Linked DNA regions of Homo sapiens: regions 1 and 3 are each linked to region 2. The links are chromatin contacts, found by Hi-C in ENCODE. All regions are on one chromosome and are shown on one strand. The core of a region is the stretch at or near the end of the contact, and the rest is flanking DNA. Distances in the headings are between cores, read along the strand shown. Region 1 has its middle 110 kb from the start of ITGB8-AS1. Region 2 has its middle 21 kb from the start of GIRGL. Region 3 overlaps ITGB8 (integrin subunit beta 8).

The links. Hi-C counts contacts between places; a loop is a spot of excess contacts on that map. Pooled maps may share reads with other maps.
Region 1: a loop to region 2 is called in a pooled map, with 5 times the contacts of the local background. The contact joins two enhancer-like sites. A Hi-C loop is called at or near these places in 5 of 37 single-sample maps with no recorded cell type and 4 of 50 pooled maps.
Region 3: a map with no recorded cell type shows a loop between it and region 2 (2.8-fold over the local background). The contact joins two enhancer-like sites. A Hi-C loop is called at or near these places in 2 of 37 single-sample maps with no recorded cell type and 6 of 50 pooled maps.

The regions. Positions count from the first base shown.
Region 1 is chr7:20,437,279-20,440,793 of GRCh38, forward strand. No RefSeq gene overlaps it. Among named protein-coding and RNA genes, the nearest start is that of ITGB8-AS1, 110 kb to the left of the region's middle. Within about 2 kb of position 1,538, at least 2 of the 41 ENCODE cell types and tissues checked have a DNase peak (open chromatin) inside an H3K27ac peak, as active enhancers do.
Region 2 is chr7:20,237,219-20,240,780 of GRCh38, forward strand. No RefSeq gene overlaps it. Among named protein-coding and RNA genes, the nearest start is that of GIRGL, 21 kb to the left of the region's middle. Within about 2 kb of position 1,638, at least 5 of the 41 ENCODE cell types and tissues checked have a DNase peak (open chromatin) inside an H3K27ac peak, as active enhancers do.
Region 3 is chr7:20,391,958-20,395,484 of GRCh38, forward strand. ITGB8 (integrin subunit beta 8) reads left to right here. Exons shown (of 14, transcript NM_002214.3): 8 at 2,939-3,028. Among named protein-coding and RNA genes, the nearest start is that of ITGB8-AS1, 62 kb to the left of the region's middle. RefSeq lists an enhancer at 3,020-3,527. Within about 2 kb of position 1,399, at least 2 of the 41 ENCODE cell types and tissues checked have a DNase peak (open chromatin) inside an H3K27ac peak, as active enhancers do.

The DNA of each region.
Region 1 (3,515 bases), core at 288-2,787, 200 kb after region 2:
AAAGACCAACTACATGAATAGAGACTTGAGGTTTTAAGCTAGGTGATACCAGTCCATCCTCTGGGAAGGAGAGCGGGGTTAGAGATTGAGTTCAACCACATGGCCAATGATTCAATCAATCAAGCGTGCATAATGAAATCCCAGGGGAAACTCTGGACACCAAAATTTGGATGAACTTTCCTGGTTGGTGATAAGTATTGTTACACATTGATGTGCTGGAAGGTAACACGAGCTGACTCCTTCTGTACAGGACAACTGAGGCTTTGTGTTTAGGACTATCTCAGACCTTGCCCTATGCATCTTTCCTATTGGCTGCTTCTGATTGGTATGTCTTTTGCTATAATAGAACTATAATCATAAGCATAATACTTTCCTAAGTTCTGTGAGTCATTCTAGCAAATTATCACACTGGAAGGGGTAATGAGAACCCCTGAATTTGGAGCCAGATGGTCAGAAGCGAGGATGACCTAGGGTCCCCTGAACTTTCAGCTGGTGTCTGTGATGTGGGCAGTCGTAGGGGACTATGCCCTTAACCTGTGATGTTTGACCACGTTACTGTCAGAACCCACTGCAGTCCTAATGCAATGCAGGCAATGATACCATGTCCTAATAACATTCTTCTAAGTTTTTTTAATCTTTTATTTTTTGCTTTCCATTCTCTACTTAGTGATTTTATAGGCAAACTGGGAGAATGAGATAGGGCTTTTAAAAAATATAATTGGGTCAACACTTTTATTACCACTTCCTCCTGTTACCTTCCTAGGGGCTGGGGTGACGTTCTTGCATCAGGATTCATTTCTGCAAGCTACATTCCAGAACAACATCTTAACTTTGCTAAGTAATTATCTTAATCTCCCAAGTTTGTTTGTTTGTTTTTAAATACTTTACTTCTAAAAGCAGCCACATTTCTTAGGATCATTATCAGAGTAAACTGATTTAAAAAGCAAATTTTTTCTTATGATTTAGCTCTTTGCTAACTTAAATTATTAGATCAGTTCTATTTTATGGAGAAACAATCTATAGAATCACTCCAACTCTTTTCTCTGCTAGGATACTCAGACATTACCCAGGTAAGTGTGCTGGTTATCATGGTCTCTGAGGTCTACATTGAATACCATATGAGGACTTCTGGCAGCAAACAGTTTGCTGTTAATGAGTAGTGCACCAGATTAAATGTGCCTTAGGCTATGTAAACTGTTCTCTTATCAAAGGATTTAGTGTTCTCAAGGAAGACCTGCATTGTAAGGGGGGAAAAAAGATCTCAGAATTTCCCTCACCATTATCAAGAAAGTTCATGTTTCTGATTTTACTTTATGAAATTAAATTTCAAATGAGGAAACAAGATCAAAGAATACAAATGTCTTTGATAGGGGATTAAGAAGCAGTCTATTGGATACATAAGCACACCCAATACTTCCCCTACTCCAGCCACAACACAGTACCGAAATCTTTGTTTTCTCCTTGTTAAAAAGGGTGAACCTATGAGATTTATGTAAATGAACTGAACAGTATCAAGAAATATTTCTATCTAATCCTCACGCTATTTTTGTGCCTGGTAATTTTGGTTACAAGGGTTTGAAAAATGAGGAACTGACACAGTCATACCCACTTTATAAAAGCAACACAGCATTCTGCTTCATTTCTCACGAGATACACGGCTTGAATTGGTGCAGAATCGAAATCACGACGAGGGTTATTTACAGGCAACTGTCTAAGAGGGAGAAGATGTGGAAGATTGACTCAGCCATGGACCATCTGCCTCTTGAGTTTCCCATTTTACAGCTAGCATTTTTTTTCCTCCCAATTTGTTAGGCAAGAGGCAAATTTAAAGAAAAAGACAAATGCACTCACACCCTTTTTCTGTCTGGGTTTTACTTCAAGCAGTCATAAGCATACCCCAATGGCAGGCCACTGGAGAAAGAACAACCAGGATGTCCAGTATCAGGGCACATCTACCTCCCTTTAGTGCAAGGAATTTCTACATGCCCAAAGTAAACCCAACTCTCTGGGGCTTAGTGGGGTGTTTTTTTTTTTTTGGTGTTCTGAAAAGATTATACTCCTATTTATTTGGTTTGTTTGCCTTCATTGAAATCCTGCCTTCTCCCTCAGACTTGAGGTACCAATAAAATAATGGTACAATATACATAAAAAGAGCATCTGGACAAACAGGTATGCCAATAGACAGCCTAGGCCGCATGTGTGAATAAGTAGATCATATGAGCCATCTGAGCTTCTTTAGCTGGGTTTCTTATCTTCCAGGAAAAATAAAAGGGGGCTAGTGATACAGAAGGGCTGGGCTTCCAGCCAAACCTCACCCTTAAGCCTGGAACTGCAGCCCTAAGTGAAAACGGCTAATCCCGTTTTTCCGCCCAAATATTGCCTTTTTGGCCCAACCTGCCGCTATCCTGTGCTCATTAAAGACTTCAGCTAGCAGAGTAATACAAGTGGCTGAGCGACAAGCAGAGAAGCAACTGAGTGTTGGAGACTACAGATAGGCATGGCTAACCTCAGATAGTGTGTCTTCGCAGAGGAGCCTGGCCAGAGACAGCCAGGCTTCAGGGAAAGATTACCTTCCCATCCCTTTTCCAGCCTCTCTTTCCACTGAGAGCCAGCCACTGCTCAATGATGTCTTCCACATTCATCACCTTTCAACAGTGAGTGTGACTGATTCTTCCTGGATGCTGGACAAGAGCCCAGGTGTCTAGAGGGCAGGGGCTGCCCCCTTGACCCTCTACTGAGCTGATTGGCACTTAGCTGTCCCTGGATGGCAGAGCTGAAAGAGCATTGGTTGTAAGACGCTTGGATGCTGCTGCTGCAGTGCCCGCATAGAGCCTGCTCCCTCCAGAGAGGAGTGACCAGCCAGTTCCAGCATTTGTTCGCTCTGGTTCCTACAGTTGCTCACTCACACACTCCCTCCCGCAAGGAGTGGCCAGCGACAGGCTGAGTGGAATAAGCCACTCCAGGTGCTGCCCACAAAGGGGTCAAGGGAACTAACCCGTCTCATCTGCTGGCTCACCCAGGTTATGTCAGACAAGTGAGCTCATATGGAAATGTCTCTCTTTTGGGTGAAAGGAACGTTGGTTTTGTGGCTCTGTTTCCCTTCACAGAGGTCTAGCTGTTGACTAGGACCAGAATATGGTGCTGAGGAACCGAAGGAATCTGGCTGAGGCTACTCCTCAGTGTTGTTGGAAGGTCCCAAGACTGAACTCTGTCCCCGACCACCCTAACAGGCATCGGCCAAGACCCTCAGACTTTGCTGTGGTATCTTTGTATCTTTTCTTCTTTCACGGCTTCAAACTGCTCCTATCTCTTCTTTAACAATGTTAAACTGCAGATATGTTAGCACACCAGCGCCTGCGAAGCCTTTCCTCCCATGACTGAGGGGTCCTTATCAGGTGAGGGATACACTGATTAAAGGAACCCATTTCCATAGAGCAAGAAGGTCTTTCCCCCGGTCTCCTTCCTTATGCACTTTAAGCTGTTTTTTTTTTCTTTTCTTTTCTTTTCTTTTCTTT
Region 2 (3,562 bases), core at 388-2,887:
ACTGGGTTGACTCCTGCATAATATAAGTACTTAATAGTTGAGTTTTCTAAATGCTAAAGGAGCCGATAGTGCTAAATGAAAGGGTAAGTGTGGAAAAAAAAAAAGAAAACAGAGGGATAGTTGTGGCAATGAAGACATCATCAGCGACATTCCAGAGCAGAGGTGGGGGTAGGTTTCATGAGCTACCAACAATAATGAAAAGTGGTGGCTGTCGGTGTCTGCTTCTCTTCACCTTCAGCTCCATCCTGTATAACAAAGGGACTTGGATAGACAGACACATGTGCACACTAAGGCACACAGAACAAAGCTCTGTCCACTCCCCTCCTAGAAACCTTTCCCTGGCCACCACTCAAGCTGGAGAAGTATGAATACCACCAGTAGCAAGACACACCTTGAGAGACAGCCCAAGGAATTTTTTGGGAGCAAGACTGGAGTACATTGGACAGAGAATTTCAGAGTCTTGGGTTCCTGAAGAAGGGGATATCATGGGTTCTGGGTGGTAAACCCTCATGGCCTTTCAGATTCCCTGACCAGTGTGAAGAAGTAGAGCTAGAGGAAAACCATAACCCTGGGTCCAGAGCAGAAGCCACTTCTGCCTGGGTCTAAAGGCAGGACTGATTGCAGGAGAAACCCTAGCATTTATATCCTGTCATCCTGAAACCCCACAGTAAGAAAAGTAAGAACTCTTACTCTCCAGAAGTCCCAATCAATTCTGATTACTTCTCATTAGCTCTAAGTGGTCACAAAACAATCTCATTGTGGGCACCAATCACCATGGTCAGAAGGAATGTTATGCAGTATTTGACTTAATGTGGTTATACGCAGTAGCCTGGGGGAAGGGTATGCAGCCCCTGGTCTGAAAAGGGAGGAGGGGTAGATCCCCAGGGAGGTAAGGAGAAAGGATGCTGAGGGGCAATGACTCTTACATGTGCTACTACAGGTAGAAATGAAGCCAGATTGCAGAGCGTTCTGGAGGGAATATCTGAAGCAGCACATGTAAGTCAGGCCATAACAGAAAGGAAAAATATAATTAGAGCAAGGAAACAGGGGCAAGGTATGATGATAGCCTTGCCAGATAGGGGAAACCTGTGCATGTGTGAATGTAGAGGAGAGATTCAAAGTTCAATGTGCGTGTAAGGCTTCTTTGTTAAAATGCAGATTTGGATTCAGCAAGTCTGGTGGCGGGGGCTTGAAATTCCACATGTCTAACAAGCTCCTAGGTGATGCTGCTGGTTCATGACCCTCCCCTTGAGAAGCAAGAATATAGAGAATTAGACAGCAGAGAAAGAATGAGATTGGAGACGTGCCCCCGCAAAAAGAAAAAAAAAGAGATGAAACTAATGATGCTTAGACAGTGCTCCTCTTTGGTCGCATGTGATAAGCCCCTTCCCCAGCAGAGAAGCACAGCCAACATTGAGGAATAACGCAGGGACATTCCAATGTTCTTTTAAGAATCCTAGAAGAATATTCTAAACAAGCTTTCGTCAAGCATGGGCATGGAACAGGAATCCTAAGCCCATTACCTTCTTGTCCTTCCCATGCTGACAGATCCCCTGAAGCGTTCATGTGACAGCTACGCCCACGCCCAGGCTACACGGCATAGAACTTGGATAAGCAGCTGGAAGTTGCTCTGCCATAACAGTCTTAGAGAGAACGTAACTTCCGTGTGTGTGTGTTGGATTAGTTCAACAGTCTAGCAGATAACCACAAAGTTTCAGTCACATTGTTAGTGGTTCCCTCATGACTTATTTTTTAATCAGTTGTATACATAATGAAACTGAGTGAATTAGGGCTTCACACGGTCTTCTTTCTATAAATCAGAAATCTGAAAACCATGTAAATTTGCCAAGTAATGAGGTGTCACCACCTTAGAGTAACAATACTAAAAAAGTACCTCATTAAAATGAGGAAGTAATCATTAGTAAAAATTTATTTCTGCAGTCCTTGACCTGAAACAAAAATTATGTCACATTTTCCATAGATATTGACATCAGCAATGACTTTTCTGAAACATTAAGTGGAGCACTGTCATGAATAACATTTTCAATAAAACTTTTTAATTGAAATTTCAAAATACTTTTAAAAACACATTCAACATCCCCAGTGCCTCAATTTACTGCTGGAAAATAGCATGTTTTTATAAGTATAGGTTGTGTATCCTAAAATTTTTTTCCTTACTATATTATCCTATAGAGTTATTAATTCTCTGGAAATAAAATTTGTCTCATGAGATCTCAAAAACCTGCTAAAATTTGAGTATTTTTTTTTCCTTTACCTCCTCATGGCTCTTCAGTACATTTTATTCTCATTCTACTGTTGTGGAAACAGAAAAGTATAACAGAAATCACAGGATTAGATCTCTGAAAACTTGATTCATTATTGGCTCTGCAAATGAGTTTTTTGTTCTTCTTAATCTATATTGAGTCACTAAACCCACCTCCTTCTATTCCTTCTACTTCTAATGGCAATCCTTCCATTTTCTTTGCCTGGGCTTTCTTGACTAGCTTTTTCTATGATTTTATTTTATTATTTAAAATGTTTTATTTTTAATTTTCGTGGGTACATGATATGTGTATATTTTGGGAGGTACATGAGATGTTTTGATATAGGCATGCAATGTATAACAATATCAGAGTTAAATGGGGTATCCATCCCCTCAGGCATTTATACTTTGTGTTACAAATATCCAATTATACTTTTTAAATTATTTTTAAATGTACAAATAAATTATTATTGACTAGAGTCACCCTGTTGTGCTATCAAATACTAGGCCTTATTCATTCTTTCTATTATTTTTGTAACCATTAACCATCTCCACCTCCCTCTCTCTCCCACTATCCTTCCCAGTCTCTGGTAACCATCCTTCCAGTCTGTTTTTCATTATTTTCTGCTTCTCATCTTTCCTTGTCACATTAGATACCACCTCCTCAGAGATATTTTCTTCATCTCTCTTTGCTAACGAGTTTATTTTCTGTTTCTTTCTTAGAATATCTAGTGCATAAACACAGGTACGTATTCTTTCTTGGTTTTGGTTGAAAGCCAGAGCCAGATATAGCATGCAATTTACTATCATAAAATGTGTTAAATGATTACAGGAAGGAAAAAAGAAATACTACAGAAGCGCTACTAAAGCAGACATTAGCTCTTTAATTTCTGTTCTGGCCCACTAAATCAGCACTTGCCATATTGGTTGAGTGAGTGAATATGTGATCACAGAAGTGTCTGCAAATGTGAGTAATTTCACCCAGCGTTAGCAGCCACAGGAGACAGAAGAAGCAGCAGGACCAGAAAGCCATGGCTAATTAAGCCCACGTATCCACCAACCACAAGTACCCTTTCGATTTGGTTGATACTTGTAAGGCTTTTCCCTGGTCTTTCCAAAACATGCCCTACAAATGCTTTACTAATTCTTATCTAAGAAACTCCTGCAGTGAAAAAATTATCTAATTTTCTCCAAAGTTTCTTTTTGTATCAACCTGTGCTTATGTTCAACAGCTTCTCTGTTATGCTCATGGGGATCACCCTCAAGAAGAGGAGACAGATATTTGGAAAAGCCATGGTC
Region 3 (3,527 bases), core at 149-2,648, 150 kb after region 2:
ATAACGGACCAAAAGGGGCCATCGAAGTGTCTGAGCCAGTCAAAGCCTTCACACATAAGAATAATCTTGGTGGTGTCTGGAGTCTTTTGGGCCAGGTGAGACCCTCAAGCAAAATAGACAGCAACTGTGTCACACTGGAGGTGCCATGGACCCCCCAGCATAGAACTGTTCCTCTGCAACCCTGTTATAGCTTTCTTTTCACAATCTTTAAGGCTCTTTCTTCCTAGAAACTCTCTTGTTCTCATTTTCATGAAGCTATGACACCCTAATTTTCATTGTGCATCTCTGTTTACTTGGTCTCCCTCATCTCCTTTGCTATCTTTGTTTCTCCCATCTGCTCCCTAATTATACATTTCCCCTCAGTGGCCAGTCCCCAGTGCCCTCTACTTATTTTTAAAAACTGCAGAGAAATTACATTTTCTTGGCTTCAATAAATACTTGAACCCATTTCCATTTGCCACAAGCTGGTGTTCCCCCTACCAGTTTCCCTATTACCTACCTACCTTATCTGAAAGCACTACTTTAATCGTAACACTTCTTCCTTTAGAAATCTATGGTGAAGCTTTATTTATTTATTTAGGGTAAATGTATGGAGTACAAGTGCAAGTTTGTTACATGTGTAGATTGTGTAGTGGTGAAGTCAGGGCTTTCAGGGTGTCTGTCACTCGAATAGCACACATTGTACCCATTAAGTGATTTCTCATCATCCACCCCACTCCCAGGCCCTCACCCTTCCAAGTCTCCATTATCTATCATTCTACATCATGTATACACATTATTTAGCTCCCACTTATGGGTGAGAACATGTGCTATTTTTCTTTCTGTGTCTGACTTAGTGAAACTTTATTTAATTCCTTGTTTACCCAAATGTATATACCATGGAACCACTTTTTAAGGTAACAACAAACTAACATCTGCAGAAGTAGGACTCTGGCCAAAATTAAATGGCCCAAACCACTTTATTAGCAATCGTAACAGCTTCCACTTATTGTACACTTAACTATTGTCAGGCATTGAGTTTGTAAATACTTATTAATCTAATCCTCTTAGCAACTCATAAAAATGAGGACAGTCATCTTAATATGCCCATTTTAAAGATGAGGAATCATATTTTGGGAGGCTAAATATTTGCCCAAGGGTTTCTAACAACCCAAATCCTCTGCTCTTAACCTCTAAGCTTAATAGTTTACTTTGAAATACCATGCAGCTTTTTATAGCTTTTGCTTCCTCTTTGCTGTTTCTCTAACATTATTTCTTGGCAGCATTATTGGCTCTAGCAGTTTCTTCCTATTCCTTTAAAAATTTGCCATTAACTGATAAACCATAAAACCAGGTTTATTATTAACTAAATTATGCACAAAGTCAGAATCAACTGGCTCCAAAGCCTGGGAAGCTCCGGTGTGAGCCCCATGCATGCCCCTGTAGTCACCTCCTTTGACTGCCTAGAGATCTTTTTTATCAATCACCTTTCACCTGGGTTCTAACAACCTCATGGCTGATAATCCATCCTCCATCTGGCTGCCAGAGTGATCTATTGAAATCACAAGTGTGACCACAGTACTCCCTTGAGTAAAAGTTTCAGCGGTGCCCTCTGAATTAGAGGACCAAATCTCTAAGGTGGCACATGAGGCCATGTCTCTGCTTGCCTTTCTGGCCTCATTGCCCCACTGTTCCTTGCCTTGCAGGGATGCTTCTCATCCCTCCAGCCATGCTTCTAATCCTCCTGTGCACAAACACTCAGCCAGGCTGATTCTCTCCTCTGTGCCTTTGTTCTTGCTGCCCACCCTCGCTTCTCATGTCTGGAAGCCCTTCTCCCTCATTACTTTATTAACTCTTACTCATACTTTAAGGCATGGCTTATAAGTCATCTCCTCCAGAAAACAGTCCTTGGCAACCTTCCCCAGCTCTCAAATGCTGGCCAGGTATCCCTTTCATTAGGGTCTGTGCACATCTCTATTGTTTCACGTGTTCACATGTACAGTGTTTAGTGAAGAAATTGTCATTTATATGCTTGTGAGATCCTTAAGGGTGGAAACTATGTGACCTAGTGATTTGGCATCTCCAAAGTGTATAAAGTAGGAGCTCAATAAAAGTCTAATAAATGAATTTTTAAAATCTATAAATGATACATTTTTCCTTATGACTTGAGATGCCAAGTTGTTAGTGTCTAAGTAATGGCTGGCATCCAGCAGGAACTTAAGGATATTTGTGAATAGGATAAAATGCAAGAATAAATGGATTTCAAAACTTTTTACCATCTGATTTCCTATAAGTACGTGCCCTTTAGTCAGATTGGCTTTTTTCTATTTTTGCTTCATCTTCGATTCATGCAGACCTTTAAAGCCTTTGCTCATTCTCCCTAAAAATACCTACGGTCTTCTCCATAATAAGCAGCATGCATCAAGAACACATACCCCATGAAGTTTCCACTTGTGACTATGATTTTTCCTAACTAAAGAAGTTTTGGGAAATGCTGCATTAAATAATGTTAAATCATTTCTAGATTGCAGGCCTACTCTGAAACTTTTAATTTGCAAATGTGCATTTTATGTTTCTAAGTGGAAGAAACCATATGCAGAACTTCCCAAGCTCATTTGCCCTCAAAACTTTTGTATGTTTAAAATCTCTTGGGCTTTACATTCCATGGAAGAAATTTGGGAGATGCTCATCTGCATTTCGATTGGATTTTTAGGTCATCAGGTACAGTGATTCCGGATGCACACACAGTCATGCACATGTACAGACACACACAACCACTACATGGGTATATGTTCTGGCTGCTCTACTAGGTTGCTTATATTTTTCTTGTGTCTTATAGGTTTTCATTCATTTAATGGTTCACCTTCAACTGATAACTACAAAAATATTTACTATTTGTTGGTTGCTAACCCATTACATACTATTGTCATTGTTTAAATGCTACTGATATGTTTTATAGGATCTTCTACCCCTCTTGCCAGGCACCATTGCTGGTGAAATAGAATCAAAGGCTGCAAACCTCAATAATTTGGTAGTGGAAGCCTATCAGGTATGTATATATTAGATACAATTTTTTAAATAAAATTTTTACCTCAATTTCTGTGACAAGGTACAAAGTAGTGCCATGTCATCTCGAGAGGAGGAGTAGAAAGCATATTAGATTAGGAATTAGGAATCTGAAGTTCATCCCTGGCCCTACCACTAACTAGCTTTTTGCTTTGGGAAAGTTATTTCTGCTTTCTGTGCCTCACTTTTCTCATTGACAGTCAACAGAGATTGGGCTAGAGGCTATCTAAATTTCCTTCTACATCCAGTGCTCAGTGAATCATCAAGTCATAGCTATAGAATGTACATTATTACCATGAAATTGCGTCATTTCCTATGCCGTAATGATAAAGTAGAAGTCCACAGTTACGTAAGGCAATAATCTGCCAGGGCAGTTAAACTATCTGGGATATAGCAATTATTAAGAGGAGTCGGTTGGGATCTCTATGATCAACCACTTGATTGTTCAACAATTATTTTAGCATTTTTATCAAAAGAGTTTG